Linked DNA regions of Homo sapiens: all the other regions are linked to region 1. A link is a contact called in ENCODE Hi-C or POLR2A ChIA-PET data. All regions are on one chromosome and are shown on one strand. The core of a region is the stretch at or near the end of the contact, and the rest is flanking DNA. Distances in the headings are between cores, read along the strand shown.

Region 1 (2,700 bases), core at 158-2,657:
CTTATTTGTACGTTGTAAATTTAGGGGCCGATTTTCCATTCGGGTATGTGAATTATTTAGACTTCACTCTAACTCTAACACTACAACATTTCAGTAAATCCTCTTCCTCCATCACTCTTTTCGTCTCTTCTTTATTCCTTATCTCTCATCTCTACAGACGATATATAGGTAGCTTTTAAAAAAATCATTTACCCCTTATGCCCGAGGCCCAGAATAAACGTCAAGGATCGCAACCCTGAAGCACTGCAAAACTGAACGTAAGGTAACAGCGGGTCCGTGCAAAGCCCAGGGAAACAGGTTTCGCCCTGGGCCAGGGCTCCCGAAGCTTTATCATCCTCTAATCAGCAGGCATGGGGCATTTCCATGGCTCAGGATAATCCAAAGGGGGTAAGGGGAAGTAGGGAAAGACAGGGAAGGGGTTTGTCTGTGGGGATGCTTACATACTCCCTTTGCTCCTAACCCACACCCCAAGCCCTGGAGACGATAAGCTGCTAGAGAATCCTCCTCACACCAAACCCCTCTTTATTCCCCGCCCCCGCCAGTGGATAAAGGGGGGCAAGAAAACGCCTCCAATCCCAGAAGGTGGAGAAAAAGGGGGGAGGGGGCAGAGTGAATGAGAGGTATCATCAGAAGCATTTGTAGGTAAATCAGACAAGTGGGACGGGCGCTCCCGCTCCCGCACCCCACCCCACCGCACCCCTCGCCTGCCCGGCCAGGCCTTCCCAAGGCCGGTGCCCCATAGGTTCCCCAGGAGGACCGGGAGGAAGAAGGGAAGCGGGCGAGCCGCGGTGCTGGAGGGACTAAGTTACCTTGAAGCTTCTGGGGAAGAATCCAAAGATGATCTGTGGCTTGGAGGGGCGGGAGACGGGCGAGGTGGCCGCAGCGGGGGCGGGCGGCGGGACCGGGACGTGCAGGGGGAGGTCCGGGCAGCTGCGGGGAGCCTGGGGCGACGGCTGTCCGGTACGGGGTCCCTCCGGTTCCGCGGCGGCGGAGCCTCTAGGCCTCACGGCCGGACCCGAACCTCAGCGTTCCGGTGGCGGCGGCGGCCTCACGATCCTCCCCCGCGGGCCCGTCCCATCAAATCGGCACCGACCCCGTTGCGGCTCCGCCGGTGGCTCCTCGCTCACATTCCTGGCGGGCGGCGCCTCAGCTCGTTGCCCCGGACCCGGCGGCGGCGGCGACGACGTGGGGAGGGGGGGAAGGGAGGGAGGAAGACTGGATCTGCAGCGGCAGCAAGAGAAGGGGACAGAATAAGGAGGAGGAGCCGCAGGAGCTGGAGCCGCCGCTGCCAGAGCCACCTTTCGCTACCCGCGGTGGGTCCCAGTCAATGCCCCTTTCTCTCTCCTATTGTCAATATCACCGGGCGGCTGAGTCCATGGCACACGCGCAACCGAACCTTCTGGCCAGCAGCGCCCGCCTCCGGCGCCCGCCCACTGGAGACTTCAAACGGGAAGCGAGGCCTCATTGGCCAGTATCCGCCTTCACTCCCCTGACAGCATGTTCGGCTGAGACCTGATCAGGGATTGGCGGCAGGAGGGCGGAGAAACGGGAGGGTGGGAAGAGAGAAGGTCGAGGATTGGGCCGAAGCTTGAGGAACCCGGATGCAGCCGCGATCTCGGGCGGTGCAGCCGCCGCTTCCGCCCGGCAGTGGGGCAAGCTGAAGTGAGAAGCCGCTGGGCCTGAGAGGAGCTCTTTAATTCCGGGAGGTGTGCGACTAGCGGATCAGCGGGCTGGCTTTCCGTGCTGTGCGGAGCCTTTGGGCGGCGGTCGTCTTGGACCGGAGGATTCCAAGGGCTCGGGTCGTCTAAGGGTCGGGGAGCCCCGGAGACTTGATCCCGCCCTGCAGCTAGTGTGGCCCCTCAGGGTTTGGGGAGTCCCACTCTGGACGGGACCCTGTGATGCGTAGGCAGGAATAAGATCCCCCGCCCGTGCCGGTGTGCCACTGCTTGTGTAAATGGGCCCCTTGAAACCCCCAGCAGTCGCTCTCCGCTGAACCTTCTTCGAATTTTCTCTCACCTCATCTCCTTTTCCTTAAACGTCTGTTTTGAATATCAGACCCCTGTAGCGTTGAAGCCAGCGCTCGTTTAATTAATGCAGGTGGGAACGCTGTCGCCACAGTTTGCAGTCTATTCATTCAGAATAACCCGCCAGTCAGCCGACTGCTCAGAGCTCGGAAAGACCCAGCTCCAAACTAGGAGTTTCGAGATTTTAATTGGCAAGTTGGACCCGAAAGAGTTAATGGAGAAGACTACTTAAATCTATCTAGAACAAGTGATGAGATATTTGGAGATGTGTTTGCATGCTTGGTGAATGCAGACGGCCAAATGGTACATTTCCAGATAATATTCTTGGATTAATGTATTTGAATGCACCCTACGTACATTTTTTGAGAGGAAAAAAGGAAGAAAGAAATTATTAATGCTAACTACAAACGTCAGAGTACCAGTTGTTCAAAACTTAGAAATTGGGGGGGGGGACAAAAAAATTAACATTCTTATTTTCTCAACTCAGAGATAACCACTTACAGTATTTGCATACTTCCTTTTAGTATTTTTTCTCTTTATGTTAATAATGTGTGTCGATCTGTAGCCTAGTTTTTTCCCTCAGCATTATATCATCTTTTCGATACGGTTAGGGAATAGAGCTATATATAAATAAAACTATATGTACCATATGTACAAGTGACAACGAAAAATGCAT
Region 2 (2,705 bases), core at 163-2,662, 1.4 Mb after region 1:
AATAAGATGCTTTCAATACAGAGAGAAAGGATGAGGCGGGGCAACAAGCACAAGCATTTTGAGACCCACAGGATTGGGAAATGATGCAGGAACAACTGACCTGGCCATTTTTCTTTCTTTCTTTCTTTTCTTGGAAGCACATATGTTTATTGGTTTTTTAATCTGTGAACCAATAGGTCATTTATAAATGGATGTGCAAATCTGAAATCAAAATATCTGCAGTCAATTCAATTAGATAATTTTTGAAATCTATTTATTTTTAATATACTTTAAGTTCTAGGGTACATGTGCACAACGTGCAGATTTGTTACCTATGTATAGATATGCCATGTTGGTGTGCTGCACACATTAACTCGTCATTTACATTAAGTATATCTCCTAATGCTATCCCTCCCCCCTCCCCCCACCCCACGACAGGCCCCGGTGTGTGGTGTTCCCCACCCTGTGTCCAAGTGTTCTCATTGTTCAATTCCCACCTATGAGTGAGAACATGCGGTGTTTGGTTTTCTGTCCTTGCGATAGTTTGCTCAGAATGACGGTTTCCAGCTTCATCCGTGTCCCTACAAAGGACATGAACTCATCCTTTTTTATGGCTGCATAGTATTCCATGGTATATATGTGCCACATTTTCTTAATCCAGTCTATCATTGATGGACATTTGCATTGGTTCCAAGTCTTTGGTATTCTGAATAGTGCCACAATAAACATACATGTGCATGTGTCTTTATAGCAGCATGATTTATAATCCTTTGGGTATATACCCAGTAATGGGATGGCTGATGACCTGGCCATTTTTCTATTTACATAGTGCTTGCCCGCCACTGAGGTGCTTCTGTGACACCTGAGAGAGATAGAAATACGTTCCTCGTTGCTATGTCCTCCAGAGGACTCTGGAATGACCAATTATTACTAATATTTTAAGTGTTTTTTTAGGAGATTTTCTGCAGCACTCTGAGTGTCTCTTCCCAAACACTTCGGTTACTGTTTATTCACCTGCTGAGATCTGGTCTCTTATTCACTCTCATTGCCTTAAGAAATGGTACAGAAATGTATTCATTAACATTTCAGATTTGTATATGCGGTAGCGAGAAATAATTCCCTTTCTTGTGTGTCGTGATTTGCCTTTCTTGTCAGCCTAAGCTCAGGAAGGTGTCTGTGAGAACTTCGCTCAGCCCAAGATCCCTTTCCCTTCCCGTCACATCTGTTAGCGCACAAGATTTCTTCGTCTGTCTCCAAAGGTTTCTGAAGCCCCACCCTTTGCCCACGCACGGTGCCAAGGAGACTGTGCCCTGCCTTGACAACAGTTGCTAAGGGGCGGAGACTTCGGCTCGGTTCCCGAGACGGAATACCCAGGAGTCGAGTACTTGGGCGCATGCGGCAACCGTATCTCAGTTCTCGCGAGGTTTCGTCTTCCCGGAAGCGTTGGAGGACATTCCCTGTTGACTGCGTCGCGATGTGTGGCGACTGTGTGGAGAAGGAATATCCCAACCGGGTGAGCGACTGGGCGCTCCCTTGGCCCGCGGGCGGCCCCCGAGGTGTCTCATATCCAAGGCTGGCCTTCCCAGAGAGGCCGTACGTGGGGCGGACTCGGCCGCACTGCCGGTCCCGGTGACCCAGTAGCGGTATTTAGGCACACCAGGGATGGCCTGTGGCGGTCTGCACCTCTGGTACCCGCCCTGGCGGCTGACCTCAGTTGTAGTGGCCGTTCTCTTGAGCTCCAAGGAGCAACAGAGGAACCCCACCACCACCACAACCCCCGTCGACAACCGAGGGACTCCCCCACCCCCACTTCCGGTCTCATCCTCAAGCTCGATTTGATGAAGTACAATTTTCTTACCGAATTCTAGCGCTGGAGGGGACCTCTGTGGTCATCTGTTCTAACACTTTTGCAGATGAAGAAACCGATGCCCAGAGAGGGGAAATCACTTGCCCAAGTTCACATTCTAGTTGCATGGATGAGAGCCAGGACTAGAATTTAGGTTTCCTGCCTGTTACCGCCTTCTGAATCTCAGTTACTTTCAGGTTCAGGAGTTTGCAAAGCTTGTCTATTCTCATTCATTCAAGGCATCCTTGTTGAACATTTATATATGTGTAGTTAGATTACTTTGCTAGGCCAGAAAGGGATTATTTCTCCTCTCTTTGAGACAGGGTGCTGCTGTTGCCCAGGCTGGTCTCAAATTCCTGGGATCAAGTGATCCTCCCGCCTTGGCCTCCGAAAGTGCTGGGATTACTGGCATGAGCCACCACGTCCAGCTGGATTATTTGTTTCAGAGAAGAAATTAAAAGGCACCTTTGGTGCTGCCTAACAGCTTACAGTTTTGGGGAGTATGTGACTAACAAAAAATGAGTAGCTCAGTTCAGAAATGCTATTCAAGTTTAGGGAAAGGGGAGGGCAATAGGGGATAGTGCTGTTCTCCCCTGAGAAAAGGTGGACATCATCTAAGACTTGAAGGACAGTTGTAATTAGGGTAGAAAAGAAGGTGAGGAGCTGGAGGATGGGGGAAAATTACAGAAATGGAATTTGTGCATTGGTTGGGAAGGAGGGAGAAAGTCTCTGTAGTTCCTTATGTCTTAGTATCTTATGGGTAATACTTAGGCTTTTGAGTAGCATGTATAACAGTATGAATTCTCCTGTAGTACAACTACTTTGAAAAAGCGGGTGAGCCTTATAAAATACAGACATGACCCAGTGATTCCCATTCTAG
Region 3 (2,700 bases), core at 137-2,636, 1.9 Mb before region 1:
CAATGAGACTCTGTCTCAAAAAAAAGAAAAAAAAAGAAAAGAAAATCAACTGGAAGAGGGTAAAAGGAAGCAAAATCTCTCTGCAACATTGGGGAGTGAATTTGCACAAAGGACGTTCCAAAACATCCATGAAGTTGACTGGAAAAAAAAATAGAAATACAAATGTAAAGTTTAAAGGAGCCCATGAACCTAAGGAAACAGATACTGGGGATTTTTGAGCTGAATACAAAACCTCTGAGAAGCAAAAGAAAAAATATGTTTGCCAAGAGGCGTCCTTTCCATATCTAAAGCAAAACCCACAAATACCCATGAGTAATATCATGCAGGTTATGAAGTTCCTATGCAAAACCAGCAACATTTTCATAAACCAGAATTGTTGGAACAGTTGCAGATATTCATTTAAAAAAATCTGACTGTATAACAGCTCTGAAACGCAAAGCTAGGCCACAAAAGTACATTTCACCACATATGTCAATTTTCTTGAACCCTCTCACTATCAGAGTTGCCCAGGTTTTAAAGTTCCAAAGTTAGTAAAGAGACTGTGAATCAGACACTAAAATATGTTCTTCTACTTTGTACTGTAGCAATGCCATATTTAAGAAAAATATGAAAATGAAACCAAAAAGCAAACAAGATTGTGGAATTCCCTGACATTGTATTATATTTTACCAGCAGCCTCTGTATTACACACTGGAATAGCTTAAATGTGTCTTTTTCAATTAATTTCCCTTTTTTTCCAGAAGAATAAAGAAGTACATTTATTACAGTAAATAAAGTTGGCATTGCTCATATTAAACAAACAGGATGTCTGAACTGTATGCATTAAAAGATTTCAGAATGACAAGGCAAGCAAATTACACATATTAGTGCTTATGCTTTCAGAAAGAATGGAATGCTCGGAAAGTACTAAATCACACGTAGGTACTAGAACAAGAAAAAAATGACAAGGGTGTAATTGGTGGTGAGGGTGGGAACTTTTTCTCGCTTAAAATACATTGGGCTCATTTGTGTCTGCAATGCATCAGTTCCCAGTGCAAGAAAAAAAAGCCACGAATATGGACAGACTCAAAGTCTTCTCCAAATGGAAGATCCAAATCAGAACCTTTGAGGAGGTTTGCCTCAGCACCTTCTGTAGAAGTGGTTGGCAGACACACAACTAGACACAAGGTAACATGGTAGAGCAGTGTTGAGAAGAGGATCCGCAGTGGTCTCCACTGCCCTGGCGGTGACCTTCTCCTCTGACTGTTCTGTATGTAACGGGACTGGCTTGTGCAGGCTGTTCAGCAAACCATAGGTCTGGTTTGCTATCCCCTGATCTTGTAGGTCATGTGATTGGACAAGCTCATTTGCCCTTGGGTGGATGGTGTTCAGTGACCCATCTTGCTGAGTCATGCTAAACCTGTTGAGCATGCAGCCTTAGTGCTTTAATGAAAGTGCCCTTCGTTGCATTTAGAAACAGTGACCCACCCTCTCCCTTCTTTGCTCTGTGTCTAAGTGTCATTGACACAGGACAGGGTTCCACACAGGATGTGATTCATATGAGCCAATCTTGAGTAGGTTTCTTGTGGTTTTTAGTTTTGTTTTAGTCAAAAGAAGGGAAACTTAACCATTTCCAATAGGTTTGATGAAGGTAAAAGCATTTCCCTCATTTTTCTGTCCATGCAAAAGAGCATACTGGGAGACCACAAAAGCCAAGGCGATTTGTGGGCCTATTCCCCCATTTCTCCCACCAGGTGTGGGAAAGAAGCAGAAATTTATGGCTTTGAATGGATTCTACAGATGCCAGAGTATAAGAAATTTCTAATCATTAAAAAGACCTCAAACGTGGCCAGGCGTGGTGGCTCACACCTGTAATTCCAGTATTTTGGGAGGCTGAGGTGGGCGGATCACCTGAGGTTGGGAGTTCGAAACCAGCCTGACCAACATGGAGAAACCCTGTCTCCCTTAAAAATGCAAAATTAGCTGGGCGTGGTGGCGGGCGTCTGTAATCCCAGCTACTCCGGAGGATGAGGCAGGAGAATCGCTTGAACCCAGGAGGTGAAGGTTGCGGTGAGCCGAGATCATGCCATTGCACTCTAGCCTGGGCAAGAAGAGCAAAACTCTGTCTGAAAAAAAAAAAAAACCCACAAACTTGTAAGGACCTTTAGAGTTGACCGAACACTTTCACATTAGTAATTTCATTTGTGCCATACAGCTTGCCCATGAGATAAGTCAGGGTTGGCCTCCTCTTTATGTGAGTTGATATTTTTAAAAATTAGAATGTACCGTAATACGCGTCCTGTATAAGTGATGTTCATTGTACAAGTAATTTTCATTGTTCCCCACTAGTGTAGATAAGGAATGTCCATAGGAAATTTTGTAACAGAGGCCATCCTCCAGCCCCCACAAATACATGCCTCACCCTACCCCAGTATATATGGAAGAATATGTTCAAGAGAAAGTGGCTGTTCACACCTTATTTTAATTTTTCTGAAACAGGAAGCAGGCAGAACAGCGGGGAAAAGGGAAGCTAACTCCTTCTTCCCCTTTCATTTTCTCTGGGGCTATGATGCAAAGCAATGCTACAGAATATTTTAACCCCAGCCAATCACCATAAGAGAACACATAATTAAAAGCATCAGAGGTAAGAGTTAAAGAAAATGATTTTCTAAGCTGTTTGCTTGTTTTGAAATAGAGACAGAGTCTCAGTATGTTGCCCAG

Evidence for each region. A loop is a pair of places that touch in the nucleus more often than their neighbours do. ChIA-PET counts read pairs that join two places held with the same protein, here RNA polymerase II (POLR2A). Pooled maps may share reads with other maps.
Region 2: a loop to region 1 is called in a map of B cell, with 7 times the contacts of the local background. The contact joins the promoter of CHURC1 here to the promoter of PPP2R5E in region 1. A Hi-C loop is called at or near these places in 2 of 168 maps with a recorded cell type or tissue (B cell and CD4-positive, alpha-beta memory T cell) and 7 of 50 pooled maps.
Region 3: a map with no recorded cell type shows a loop between it and region 1 (9-fold over the local background). The contact joins the enhancer-like site here to the promoter of PPP2R5E in region 1. A Hi-C loop is called at or near these places in 1 of 37 single-sample maps with no recorded cell type and 5 of 50 pooled maps. POLR2A ChIA-PET finds 5 or more read pairs at or near these places in 1 of 52 experiments (WTC11).

Annotation. Positions count from the first base shown.
Region 1 is chr14:63,541,970-63,544,669 of GRCh38, forward strand. It overlaps PPP2R5E (protein phosphatase 2 regulatory subunit B'epsilon), which reads right to left and starts at 1,408. Exons shown (of 14, transcript NM_006246.5): 1 at 810-1,408. LOC112268140 (loricrin-like) reads left to right here and starts at 815. Exons shown (of 1, transcript NR_158218.1): 1 at 815-2,695. RefSeq lists silencers at 904-1,043, 1,084-1,223 and enhancers at 1,460-2,451, 1,514-1,723.
Region 2 is chr14:64,913,043-64,915,747 of GRCh38, forward strand. CHURC1 (churchill domain containing 1) reads left to right here and starts at 1,413. Exons shown (of 4, transcript NM_001386928.1): 1 at 1,413-1,492. The coding sequence starts at 1,454. CHURC1-FNTB (CHURC1-FNTB readthrough) reads left to right here and starts at 1,319. Exons shown (of 14, transcript NM_001202559.1): 1 at 1,319-1,492. The coding sequence starts at 1,373. RefSeq lists enhancers at 1,213-1,262, 1,413-1,682.
Region 3 is chr14:61,661,290-61,663,989 of GRCh38, forward strand. No RefSeq gene overlaps it. Among named protein-coding and RNA genes, the nearest start is that of HIF1A, 33 kb to the right of the region's middle. Within about 2 kb of position 1,387, at least 18 of the 41 ENCODE cell types and tissues checked have a DNase peak (open chromatin) inside an H3K27ac peak, as active enhancers do.